Linked DNA regions of Homo sapiens: region 1 is linked to region 2. Evidence: read pairs that join two places in POLR2A ChIA-PET (ENCODE). Cell type or tissue: B cell. All regions are shown on one strand. Each heading gives the region's core, and the rest is flanking DNA. Links, peaks and the distances in the headings are about the cores only.

What was found. ChIA-PET counts read pairs that join two places held together with the same protein. Peaks named below come from ENCODE experiments on the same cell type or tissue, not always from the same donor. Only the 100,000 strongest peaks of a DNase experiment are listed, where the experiment ranks them.
Region 1: POLR2A ChIA-PET joins it to region 2 with 7 read pairs; 6 of 35 experiments call an interaction of 5 or more read pairs at or near these places.

What each region holds. Positions count from the first base shown.
Region 1 is chr19:45,510,064-45,516,344 of GRCh38, forward strand. The region is part of intron 1 of VASP (vasodilator stimulated phosphoprotein); the gene reads left to right. Among named protein-coding and RNA genes, the nearest start is that of VASP, 5.7 kb to the left of the region's middle. In B cell, for the core only: no CTCF peak of the experiment used is centred there; no DNase peak of the experiment used is centred there; H3K4me3 peaks cover 258 bases; H3K27ac peaks cover 2,463 bases.
Region 2 is chr19:45,442,091-45,448,371 of GRCh38, forward strand. It overlaps a transcript of ERCC1 not described here. Among named protein-coding and RNA genes, the nearest start is that of MIR6088, 8.6 kb to the left of the region's middle. RefSeq lists a silencer at 2,180-2,379. In B cell, for the core only: no CTCF peak of the experiment used is centred there; DNase peaks (open chromatin) are centred at 1,571 and 2,361; H3K4me3 peaks cover 1,549 bases; H3K27ac peaks cover 1,554 bases.

The DNA of each region.
Region 1 (6,281 bases), core at 1,784-4,283, 68 kb after region 2:
ATCTCAGGGCAGAAGGGACTTGGGGAGAACTGGGGTCCATTTCTTTCTTCTTCCAATAATAGCTATTTTTATTTTTAAAAAATAAGAGACCATTTGATCAAGCATCTATTTTATGTGGGGCATTTTTGTGCCTGACAGCAATTCTGGCTGGTTTTTTTGTTGGTTTGTTTGTTTGTTTTGAGACGGAAATTTTGCTCTTGTTGCCCAGGCTGTTGTGAAATGGCATGATCTCGGCTCACTGCAACCTCCGTCTCCTGGGTTCAAGCGATTCTCCTCCTCAACCTTCCGAGTAGCTGGGACTACAGGTGCCTGCCACCATGCCCGGCTAATTTTTATATTTTTAGTAGAGATAGGGTTTCACCGTGATGGCCAGGCTGGTCTCGAACTCTTAACCTCAGGTGATCCACCCGCCTCGACCTCCTAAAGTGTTATTATTACAGACGTCAGCCACCACACCTGGCCCCTCATGGCAGTTCGAACAATGATACTATTACAACCTTGTGGCCTCCCCACCCCGGTACTCAGTTTATAGATGGGGAAACTGAGGCACAGGAAAGTTAGGCAAGGTGCCTATTAAACTCAAACAGGGCCAGGCGCCGGGGCTCATGCCTGTAATCCTAACACTTTGGGAGGCCAAGGCAGAAGGATCGCTTGAGCCCAGGAGTTTGAGAACAGCCTGGGCAATATGGTGTAACCCCGTCTCTACAAAATATACAAAAATTAGCTGGGTGTGGTGGCATGCGCCTGTAGTTCCAGCTACTCTGGAGGCTGAGGCGAGAGGATCGTTTGAGCTGGGGAGGTTGAGGCCGCAATGAGTCATATTCTTGCCACTGCACTCCAGCCTGGGTGACAAAGTGAGACCCTGTCTCAAAAAAAAAAAAAAAATAGAGATAACATGCTTTCCGTGTTCTTAATGAAGAAAAAGAAAAAAAAAAAGGAACGTGCTTTCACTGTGAAAACTCTTAAGATAATTCAGATAAGCCAAATGAAACCGAAGCTGCAACATTTATCTTCCTATTCACTTATGGGAAACTGAGGCCCACCAGGAGGAAGGGACTAGAGTAGCCCCATCCCCGACAAAAGAAGATTTGTCGTTTGGAAGGGTGGTGTATATGTATCATAGGTTTTATGGTATAAGGAGGGTATGGGCTAAGTCTTGGGTTCAGGGGACAGTGAAGGGAAGGGTAAGACTGCAAGTTTTGTGAAAACCGGATTCACCATGCTTGATTACCTCTGGTGATGGGAAGCTCTCTCCTTCATGTGGAGCGTGTACCAAGTTACAGTTCCTGCGTTTAGGGCTTTTTGTCCATTATCTCTTTTAATCCTTACAATGAACCCAGTGAGTTATTGTTTCCAGGGCTGGAAACTGAGTTTCAGAGAGGCAAAGCCACACAACAAGGAGGCAACTTGAACCGTCTTTTCATCCGCCATGTGCTAGAGTTTTCCAAAATGTGGGGACTTGCAGGGAGGAGTGGGTCCTGGGCTGGCTGGAAAATTAAAGTGTTCTCATGTCCAATGGAGGGTTCTAGACTTCGGGAAAACACACTGGAAATGGGCAGAACTCCTTTCCATCTCACAGCCCCCGCACCCCCGTTTTATGGCTATGGGATTTTCGTTCTGGCTTTTGTGTAGTTTACAGTTTTATTTATTGAACTTAAGTAGTGAGTTAGGTTTTTATAGGTAATTTCAACCCATGATAAGAAAACAAATAATAAGCAGTTTGAAATACTTACTGAAATTATTGAAATGGTGGCTGGGCCTGGTGGCTTATGCCTGTAATCCCAGCACTTTGGGAGGTCGAGGCAGGCAGATCACCTGAGGTCAGGAGTTTGAGGCCAGCCTGGCCAATGTGGCAAACGCCCAAACCCCATCTCTACTGAAAATAGAAACATTAGCCTGGCGTGGTGGCACACGTTTGTAATCCCGGACACTCAGAAGGCTGAGGCAGGAGAATCGCTTGAACTCGGGAAGTGGAGGCTGGGAGGCTGAGGCAGGAGAATTGCTTGAACCTGGGAGGTGGAGGCTGCAGTAAGCTGAGATTACACCACTGCCAGCCTGGGTGCAGAGTGAGAGACTCTGTCTCAAAAGATAAATGGTACAAAATATTTGTTTCTTCCCTCCCCAGTTCCTGAGTTCCCCTCAATGGAGGCAGCCACAGTTAGTGTCTTGGGAAACAGTCTCTGCATATATCACCACTCTGAGTGCAGATATATTTATATATGCTCCTCACTGTTTTTTTTTTTGAGATGGAGTCTTGCTCTGTCGCCCAGGCTGGAGTGCAGTGGCGCGATCTCAGCTCACTGCAACCTCCACCTCCCAGGTTCAAGCAATTCTCCTGCCTCACCTCCTGAGTAGCTGGAATTACAGGCACGCGCCACCACGCCCAGCAAATTTTTCTATTTTTAGTAGAGACAGGGTTTCACCATGTTGGTCAGGCTGGTCTCAAACTCCTGACATCAAGAGGTCCGCCTGCTTCGGCCTCCCAAAGTGCTGGGATTACAGGCTTGAGCCACTGCGCCTAGCCTACCTTTTTTGTTTGTTTGTTTTTGTTTTTGAGACGGAGTCTTGCTCTGTCCCCCAGGCTGGGGTGCAGTGGCGTGATCTTGGCTCACTGCAACCTCCGCCTCCTGGGTTCACGTGATTCTCCTGCCTCAGCCTCCCAAGTAGCTGGGATTACAGGCGCCCGCCACCACGCCTGGCTAATTTTTTGTATTTTTAGTAGAGACGGGGTTTCGCTATGTTGCCCAGACTGGTCTCAAACTCCTGACCTTGTGATCCGCCTGCCTTGGCCTCCCAAAGTGCTGGGATTACAGGCATGAGCCACCGCACCCGACCTTTTTTTTGGTTTTGTAAAGCCTCTGATCAACACTACCTTGTACTTTGGCTTTTAAAAATTTCAATTTAGCTCTGCTTCTTCATCTTTAAATGAAGTTAAGAACTTGTGGGAACTTCGTTTCAACTATGAGCCCCTCTGCTTACTTGCTGTGTGATCTGGGGCAAGTGCCTTCACTCCTCTGTGCCTGCAATTCCCCCTTGTCAAAAGGGTGAGCGTCAGAGCCTATCCCATGAGGTTGTAGAGTCATGCAGCAGGGAAATTGGTGTCAAGCACCAAGAAGAGTGTCTGGGACCCAGGCTGACTGAGAAATGTTAGGTGTCCTAGGTAAAAGTTTGCCTTTTTTTGTGAGGGAGTCTTGCTCTGTGAGGGAGTCTTGCTCTGTTGCCCAGGCTGGAGTGCAAGTGACCTGAACAAGGCTCACTGCAGCCTCATCCTCTTGGACTCAAGTGATCCTCCTGCCTCACCCTCCTGAGTAGCTGGGACTACAGGCAAGCGCCACCACACCCAGCTAATTTTAAAGTTTTTTGTACAGACGGAGGTCACCATCTTGCCCAAGCTAGTCTCTCTCCTTTTTTTTTTTTTTTTTTTTTGAGACAGAGTCTCGCTCTGTCTCCCAGACTGGAGTGCAGTGGTCTGAGATCGGCTCACTGCAACTGCCTCCTGGGTTCAGTGATTCCCCTGCCTCAGCCTCCTGGGTAGCTGGGATTACAGGCATGAGCCACCATGCCTGGCTAATTTTTGTATTTTTAGTAGGCATAGGGTTTCACCATGTTGGCCAGGCTGGTGTCGAACTCTTGACCTCAAGAGATCCACCTGCTTTGGCCTCCCAAAGTTCTGGGATTACAGGCATAAGCCACCACACCCAGCCTTCCCAAGCCAATCTCAAACTCTTGGGCTCAAGTGATCCTCCTGCCTCAGCCTCCCAAAGTGCTGGGATTACAGGCGTGAGCCACCTCCCCTGGCCAAAGTTTGCCTTTTTTTACAGATGTTTCGTAACTATTGAGTCCCTACTATGTGTTGGACGCCATTCTAGGTTCTGGGGACACAGCAGTGAACAACTGGGACACAAATTTCTGCCTTTTTGGCAGCGGAGACAGACAAATATTGTGTTGGGCAGGGGTCACTGCTATGAAATGTGCAGCAGGGGATGAAAAGGAGAGAAGCGTTTCCAGCTAAGGGAGTGAGGGACGGCTTCTTGGAAGGGGTGACATCTAAGGAGAGACCTGAAAGTGGGGAGAGGCTAGGCCTGAGGAAGAAGCAGCACACAGGCCCGAGGCAGGAATGTGTCTGGCCTGCGGGAAGAGCAGCATGGGGGTAGGAGGTCTAGGGTCTGGAACAGAGTCCCCAAGGGACAGTGGAGCGGGAAGAAATGAGATCTGAGGACACACAGATCACGGAGGCCCTGGAGAGAACTTGGCATTGATTCCGTAGGAGCCTGGAGCCTTCAAGAAGAAGAAGAGACATCCCACCTTGTAGGTTTTTGTTAGTTTGTTTTGTTTTTTAGAGATGGGGGGTCTCACTGTGTTGCCCAGGCTGGTCTTGAACTTCTGGACTAAAGCAATCCTCCCGCCTCGGCCTCTCAAAGTGCTGGGATTACAGGCATGAGCCACCGTTCCCCGCCCCACCTCGTGTTTTAACAGGATCCTTCTGTTACAATGGGTATAGTGTTCCCTGGAGAGGGGCAAGACCACCCCTTGGTCACCCAGCAGGCGCCCTGTTCTCCGGCCAGTCCAGAGCCTCAGTAGGGCAGGGCTGCCTGGGAGAGCAAAGTGCAGCCAGGGCGGGGCAGCAGCAGCCCCGGGCTCCTGGCCAGAGTCGGCCCTGGGTGTGGGTGGCAGGTGTGGGTGAGGCCGAGGCCTTAACCCTGCCTTGCCAGGGGCAGCAGGAGCCAGAAACAGCCCCCGAGGCTGTGTTTGTCTGGAAAGGGCACCTGGTGTTTGGGTGGGGCCCACACAGTTCCCGGTGGTTAAGGCTTGGAAGCCTGAATTCACATCTTCACTCTATTCCTCAGTAGCTGTGTGACTGTGGGCAAGTCACTCAACCTCTCTGGGCCTCTAGTCCTCACCTGCAAAATTAGAATGAGTGGCTCTCTGGATAAGCTGCAGTGAGAATAAAATGAGTGACTTTGGGGGAGGGGCTTAAGGCCCCTGATCCACCTGAAATGCCTAGTAAGAGGGAGATGGCACAATTAGGTAAATTTGAGGGTCCCTACCCCAGGTCCCTACCCACAGCTGAGTCTGCCTAGGGACTTTCCCTGCCCTGACTTCCCAGCATCAGTGTCACACCCAGCCCCCAGCCCTCCTAGAGACAGAGGCTTTGCGGGGGGTGTCTAATTTCTGTCCCCGGAAACCTCTGACCACCAACTTCCCCATTTCAGGAAAAAGCCTGGTGTGGGTGGGGTGGGGAGGAGACCAGTGCTTCCCCTTCCCCTGTGTGACCTTGGGCAAGTCACTTCCTGTTTGAGTTCCTGTCTAGGCCTGAGTTTCCTCACTGGGGGAGAGGGGATTGAACCTCCCAGAGGGGCTGGTGGGAGGGTCCCGAGGGTTGTAGCTGTCCCGGGCCCCAGTGGTGCCCATGAGAGGGATGTTGACAGTTACTGAGCTCTCGGCGTGTGCTGGACGCTGTACCAAGCACTTAGCTTTTTTTCTTTTTTTTGAAACAGAGTTTCACTCTGTCGCCCAGGCTGGAGTGCAATGGCGTGATCTCAGCTCACTGCGGCCTCCACCTCCTGGGTTCAAGCGATTCTCCTGCGTCAGCCTCCTGAGTAGCTCAGACTACAGGTGCACACCACCACGCCCAGCTAATCTTTGTACGTTTTTGTAGAGACGGGATTTCACCATGTTGCCCAGGCTGGTCTCGAACACCTGAGCTCAAGCGATCCATTCACCTCAGCTTCCCAACATGCTGTAATTACAGGCGTGAGCCACCACACCCGGCTGTACCAAGCCCTTTAGGTGCCCAGATTCATGTGCCCCTCCCCCACTGCCCTGGAGGTGGGGACTGTCATTTTCCCAGTTCACAGGCAAGAAGAGGTCTTGAGTGGGAAGGTCATGTGCCTGAGTCACATGAAGTAGGTGGCTCAGTGGGGATTTGAACCCAGGTCTGGGGATATCAGCTCCTGAACTCTGCACCAGTTTACTGACACCTCCCACCCAGGCTAAGTCAGACGTTGCCTTTTCCAGGAAGTCCTGCCTGACTCTCCAGGCTGGGGCAGGCGTTCCTTCAGGGTACCCCCAGACCCTGGGCTCCTTGGTCCTAAACCTGGGTTGGTACCGTCTGGGGACAGCTGTGTCTCCCACACTGGACTGTGAGCCCCAGGAGGGTGGTGCCGGAGCTGTCTGGGTCACTGCTGTGTCTTCATCCCCAGCCCCACCCAATATAGGCCAGACACAGAGCAGGGAGTATCTGGGGAATGGCCGCTAGTGCCCTGGGGAGCCAGGCGAGG
Region 2 (6,281 bases), core at 1,416-3,915:
TGCTTGAGCCCAGGAGTTCAAGACCAGCCTCGACATTATAGTGAGATCTCATCTCTGGGAAAAAAATTTTTTTTAATTAGCCAAGTGTGGTGGCATGCACCTGTGGTCCCACCTACTCAGGAGGCTGAGGTGGGTGGGAGGATCGGTTGAGCCCAGGAGGTGGAGGTTGCAGTGAACCGAGATGGCACCACTACACTCCAGCGTGGGCAACAGAGACCCTGTCTCAAAAAAAAAAAAAAGAAAAAGAAAAAAAGTTTTGGTAACTACAAAAGGGTATACCTTGGAAAAGTAAATTTCCCTCCCACTCTGATCCCCACTTCTCAATATTAACTATTTTTTATGTATCTTGGCCAGTAGGATTCACTGAGCTCTCACGATGTCCCTGGCCTATGCAAAGCCCATCACAGAAATGAAGTGGCTGGAATCATTCAGCACTCAGTGAGTAGGCCAGACCCCATTGCTATGCCCATTTTAGAGATGGGAAAACTGAGGCTTGGAGAGGTGCAAGGATGTGTCCTTTTGAGGGCCCGGTTCTGAAGGCTTTTCAAAGTTGAGGCAAGGAAGTGGATGAGATCAAAGAGGCAAGGTTCAGGCCAGGATACAAATCCCAGGGAGGGTGACAGGGGTGGGGAGTCAAGGAAGGCTGCCTGGAAGAAGACTAAGGGTAGCCAGGAAGGCATCTTCCAGAACCTTCTGATGGAGGGCTTGGATGGAAGTAGATAACTCTGTTTGGCAGGCTGAGGAACCACCAGCAGCAGGGCGTGGCCCCTCCTCAGACCCACAGCACCCCAGAGGTATGTATAGAAGAAGCAGGCTGCTTAATGACATCTCAGGGACACATCTCGGTGATAGCACAGCCGGCTTAGTTATGACGTCTGAGTGATTTGCCAACTGCCTTAAGACCAGCATCCCTAGTCATGCCCCGCGGGGGGGATGAAGATAAGAGGAAGTGACAGGCCATCGGGGGAGGAAGGGGAGATGCAGTCACACACAGACCAGGGACTCAGGAGCTGAGGGATGTGTGGTGCCCTCTGCACTAGGGAGGGGTCTCCCAGCTGCCTGGATGTGAGGGTCCATCTTATTGATTTGTCTAGTGAAGGAGGCCAGGCTCCAAGGAGGTATGGCTGTAGTCAGTCACACTCAGTTTGGGATGGGGTCCGCCCAGGGGCTGCAAGGATCAGTCACTGCTGTGTCCCCATCACCTAAGGCAGTAACTGGGACACAGCCGGCGCTCCATACATCTTACTGAATGAATGAATCGAATGAAAAGGGTCAGCACCGTCTGGGACTCAGTTTACCCTCGCGGTCATTGGGCTGCTTCAACCAAGGGGATCGCTAAGAACACCCCTCCCCACCTTGGGTCCCAGATCCCAGATCGCCAGTGAGTAAGAAAACGGGTTCGCGCCGTTGGTGGACTCCGCCCACTTGTGACGTCACGAGCCGCTCCCCCAGGATCCCGACCCAGGCGTCTCCCTTGGGATGGGGGCGGAGAGGAACCCGGGAGTCCAGACTCAGGCCCCGCCCCCGGGAGCAGGCGGGCCGGGCAGGGTTACACAACCCGTCGTCGCGTCCCGAGGGAAGTCGCCGGATGTCCTGGCCGGGCCGGGGACAATGGGCAAGGAGGGCCCCTCCCGCAGGAACCTGGAAGTGGCAGGGGCTCCCCCTCTTCTGATTCACCCTTGTTTCCGGCCCGGTTTAGCCTCCTTCTCCCTGGGGATCCTATCTCCTCCCAACTCTACCCTCCTGTGGCCCTGCAGTTCGGTTCTTTCTCCGAACCGGCAAACCTCTCTCCTCTACACCCCGTACCCCGTCCTTTCACACCTTCCCAACGCCCCCCGAAACTCTCTGCCCTCACACTCATCGCTTGTAATTCCCGAATCCCCTAAACTTCCAGTGTCCCCGGTCCTTCCTTCACTCATCCATACCGGGCCCCTCTTCCCACCCCCTCAACTACCCCCACTATCCTGCCCAGGCCCTCCCAATCCCCTCCCCGGGCTCCCCCAAGCTTTCCTCAATATCTCCCAGCCCTCCCTAGCCCCCGACTCACCCGCTTCCCTCCAACTGACCCCAATACACTCTCTTGTCCTCCTAATCCCAGCCTCCCGCAGTTCCCTCCTGTCTCCTCGAACTGCCCCATGTCCCTACCTCATCTCCCCAAATCCTGTTCCCCATTTCCCCCCCTCCCCCAGCCAGCCGCTTCGCCCCCCACCCCGGAGCCCCTCCCCGCCCCTAGGCCCAAGGCCGGCCCGCGCCCCTCCCGGGCGCGCTCCCACGCCCGGCGCGGGTTCCCAGGCCGCCCCCCCGCGGTGGCCCAGAGACCCAGTTTGCTGCGGCAAAACACTGGTCTCCAGGCAACAGGCCCCGCCCCGCCCCAGGGCCGCCAGATGAGGCTGGGCGGTCAGGAGGCCACCGGGCCGGGACGGAGCACCCAGGCCTGCGCGCCAAACCCTCGGCCTTGGCCCCCAGAGGCCTCAGGGCGCAGAAACCCGGAGACTGAGGCGCAGCAAAGAGGAGATACAGAGATCAGGGCCCCGGAGCAAGAAATTCGGAGACATGCGTGGAGGCCGAAGCAACAGGGAACTGTCGGGGCGCAGAGATATAAGGAAAGACCACGCGACAGATCGAACAAGGACGGGGCCCAGAAATAAGCACAGAAATAATGCAGTTACACACGGGCAACACCGAGGCCGGCAGGGACGCCCCTGATGGCAGAATAATCCATCTTTAGTCCTCAGGACCTTTGCACTCAGTTCGAGGGACTTCCCCTCTCTGACTCTGTTTCTGTATTTGTAAAATGGGGACATTAATACGCAGCGCTTAGCAAATCAGGCTGTTCTGACGATTCAGTGAATTCGCAGACCCAGAGCTTGTAGCACAATTCCTGGCATGTACACTCATCATTCATTCATTCAACCGATTTTTTGTTGTTGTTGTTATTGTTGTCTGAGAGGAGTTTCGCTCTGTGGCCCAGGCTGGAGTGCAATGGTACCATCTGGGCTCACTGCAACCTCCGCCTCCTGAGTTCAAGCAATTCTCCTGCCTCAGCCTCCCAGGTAGCTAGGATTACAAGCCTGTGCCTCCACGCCCAGCTATTTCTTGTATTTTTAGTAGAGACACGGTTTCACCATGTTGGCCAGGCTGGTCTGAACTCCTGACCTCAAGTGATCCACCCACCTTGGCCACCCAAAGTGCTGGGATTAGAGGTGTGAGCCACGGCACCTGCCCCAATCAACAGGTATTTATTGAGCATCTACTATACGCCAGGCACTGGTAAAGACTGTGAGAATGCAGTATTGAACAAGACAAAGCTCTCTGTTCTGGAAGCTTACTCTTTGGAAATTGGAAGGGGGATGACCAACAATAAATGAACAAATGAGCAAATTAAGCAAATTATATAGTACTTTGGAAAGTAGTAAGTGCTGGGAAAAGCAGAGACAGGGGGTTGGGGGTTGCTATTTTAAATGGGATGGTCAGGGAAGGCCTAAATGAGAAGGTGATGTTTGAGCAAAGACTAGAAGTTGGTTTGGGAGAAGCCATGCAGATATGTGGCCTAAGCAAGTGCAAAGGGTGTAAGGTGAAGACATGTCTGGTGTGTTGGAGGAACACGGAGGCAGCTAGTGTGGGTGGACAGAGAGAACGTGGGGAGGGCACTGGAGCAGAAGAGGTCAGAGAGACTAAGGGCTGATCCCGCAGGGCCCGATGGGCTGAGGTGAAGTCTTTTACAGAGTGGGTCAGGAGCTATGGGAGGGTTTTGAGCAAAAGAGGGATGTGAACTGTTTCTTATTTGTTAATTAATTTATTTATTTATTTATTTTGAGACAGAGTTTCTTTCTTGCTGCCCAAGCTGGAGTGCAATGGCGTGGTCTCGGCTCACTGCAACCTCCGCCTCCTGGGTTCAAGCGATTCTCCTGCCTCAGCCTCCCAAGTAGCTAGGATTACAGGCTCGTGCCACCACGCCTGGCTAATTTTTTTTTTGCATTTTTATAGAGATGAGGTTTCACTCAACCCAATGTTGGCCAGGCTGGTCTCGAACTCCTGACCTCAGGTGATTTGCCCACCTCAGCCTCCCAAAGTGTTGGGATTACAGGCGTGAGCCACCGCGCCTGGCTTGTTTTTTATTTTAACAGGGTCCTTTGGGTTGTAGGTGGGGAATAGACTTTGGAGGACAAGTGTGGAGTCAGGGAGACCAGTCACTGTCATGGTCCAGTTGAGTCCAATGGTGACTTGGACTAGGAGGTAGTAGGGATCGATTCTGGAGGCCTTTGAGTTAAGAGAGGCAAAATTTGCTGACAAGCACATTCATAGCAAGCCATCAGTAGATGGCAGCACTTTCCATTATGTTAGGTGGTACTCACCACATCCCCATAAAAGTTAACATCCCTATTTTACAGATGTGCAAACTGAGGCCCAAAGAGGTCGCTTAACTTGCCTAAGGTCTCACGGCTCAGTCTAGCTCCAAAGATGGTACCCCTCTATTGGGACGGCTATTCCCAAGCCCACACACCCGAACATAACACTCTCAGTGCCTAGATTTACATCTAAACCTGTACTCATCCATGTGGGCCCCAGGACTCCCGGAGCCATGTCCTCATCAGTCACATGGAGCCGGTGTAGAAAGTAGGAGCTGGGCCGGGAGAGGTGGCTCACAACTGTAATCCCGGAACTTTGGGAGGCCAAGGCGGGCAGATCACGAGGTCAGGAATTCGAGACCAGCCTGACCAACATGGTGAAACCTCATCTCTACTAAAAATACAAAAATTAGCTGAGCGCAGTGGCAGGCGCCTGTAATCTCAGCTACTCAGGAGGCTGAGGCAGGAGAATCATTTGAACCCGGGAGGTGGAGGTTGCAGTGAGCCAAGAACGCGCCATTGCACTCCAGCCTGGGTGACAGGGTGAGACTCTGTCTAAAAAAAAAGAAAAGAAAAGAAAGTAGGAGCCAGATGGGGAGAATGCTGGCCCAGGACACTTGCTTAGAGGCAGGTTGGCACAGGCACAGAGGGTCCACCCAGAACCTCCCAGCCCAGCATCTGGCTCCCACATCCAATCACGGCCTAGGCCTGGCACACCCCAGCACTACGTGCAGCAACATGTGAAACACAGTCACGCATACACACGGAAATGTGGCCTTCTGCTCTGGGAATGCATTTTCAGGCAGTGTGCAGAAAACACAGATTTGCTTCTTTTTTTTTTTTTTTTTTTTTTGAGACAGAGATTTGCTCTTGTCATCCAGGCTGGAGTACAGTGGCGGGATCTAGGCTCACTGCAACGTCTCCCTTTCAGGTTCAAGCGATTCTCCTGCCTCAGCCTCCTGAGTAGCTGGAACTACAGGCACGTGCCACCACACCCAGCTAATTTTGTATTTTTAGTAGAGACAGGGTTTCACCATGTCGGTCAGGCTGGTCTTGAACTCCTGACCTCAGGTGGTCCACCTGCCTCCGCCTCCCAAAGTGATGGGATTACAGGCGTGAACCACTGTGCCGGGCGTCTATCTCTTTATGTCTCTGTATCTCTCTGTTTTCTTTTCTTGTCTCTATCTCTGACCTTTGTCTCACTCTGACCCAGCTCTGTCTCTCTCACGCCTCCACACTCAGGATCCTCTAACTGCCGCAGAATGACTCTTGTCCCTGGCTGTGTGTTTCCATAGGACCTCACCTATTATGTACCATGAGAACCTGGCCTCTGGACAGGTGTGTCCAGCCCCAGGTCGGCAATTCTGGCTGGTTGCTCAGAATCACCTGGGGAGTAACTCACATAGCATAATTCTCTGGGCTTCTTTCTCTGAGATTTTTTTTTTTTTTTGAGATAGTATCTTGCTCTGTCACCCAGGCTGGAGTGCAGTGGCACAATCTCAGTTCACTGCAACCTCTGCCTCCCAGGTTCAAGTGATTCTCCTGCCTCAGTCTCCCAAGTAGCTGGGACTACAGGTGTATGCCACCAAGCCTGGCTAATTTTTGTATTTTTAGTAGAGACGGGGTTTCGCCATGCTGGCCATGCTGGTCTCAAACTCCTAACCTCAGGTGATCCACCCACCTCGGCCTCCCAAAGTGTTGGGATTACAGGCATAAGCCATCGCGCCCGGTCGTCTTTCTCTGAGATTCTGACCCACAGCTTGTGGGTGTGGAACTGGAGGAACCCACCTTTAAAATACTCCCCAGTGACTGGGACCCCTGCCTGCTTGTACTAGTTACTGCATCTGATTTTACAGACAGAGAAGAGTCAAGGCCCAGAGAGCAGACAGCTCACCCCAACATCACACAGCAGTCAGCTGCGAGGGGCTTGGT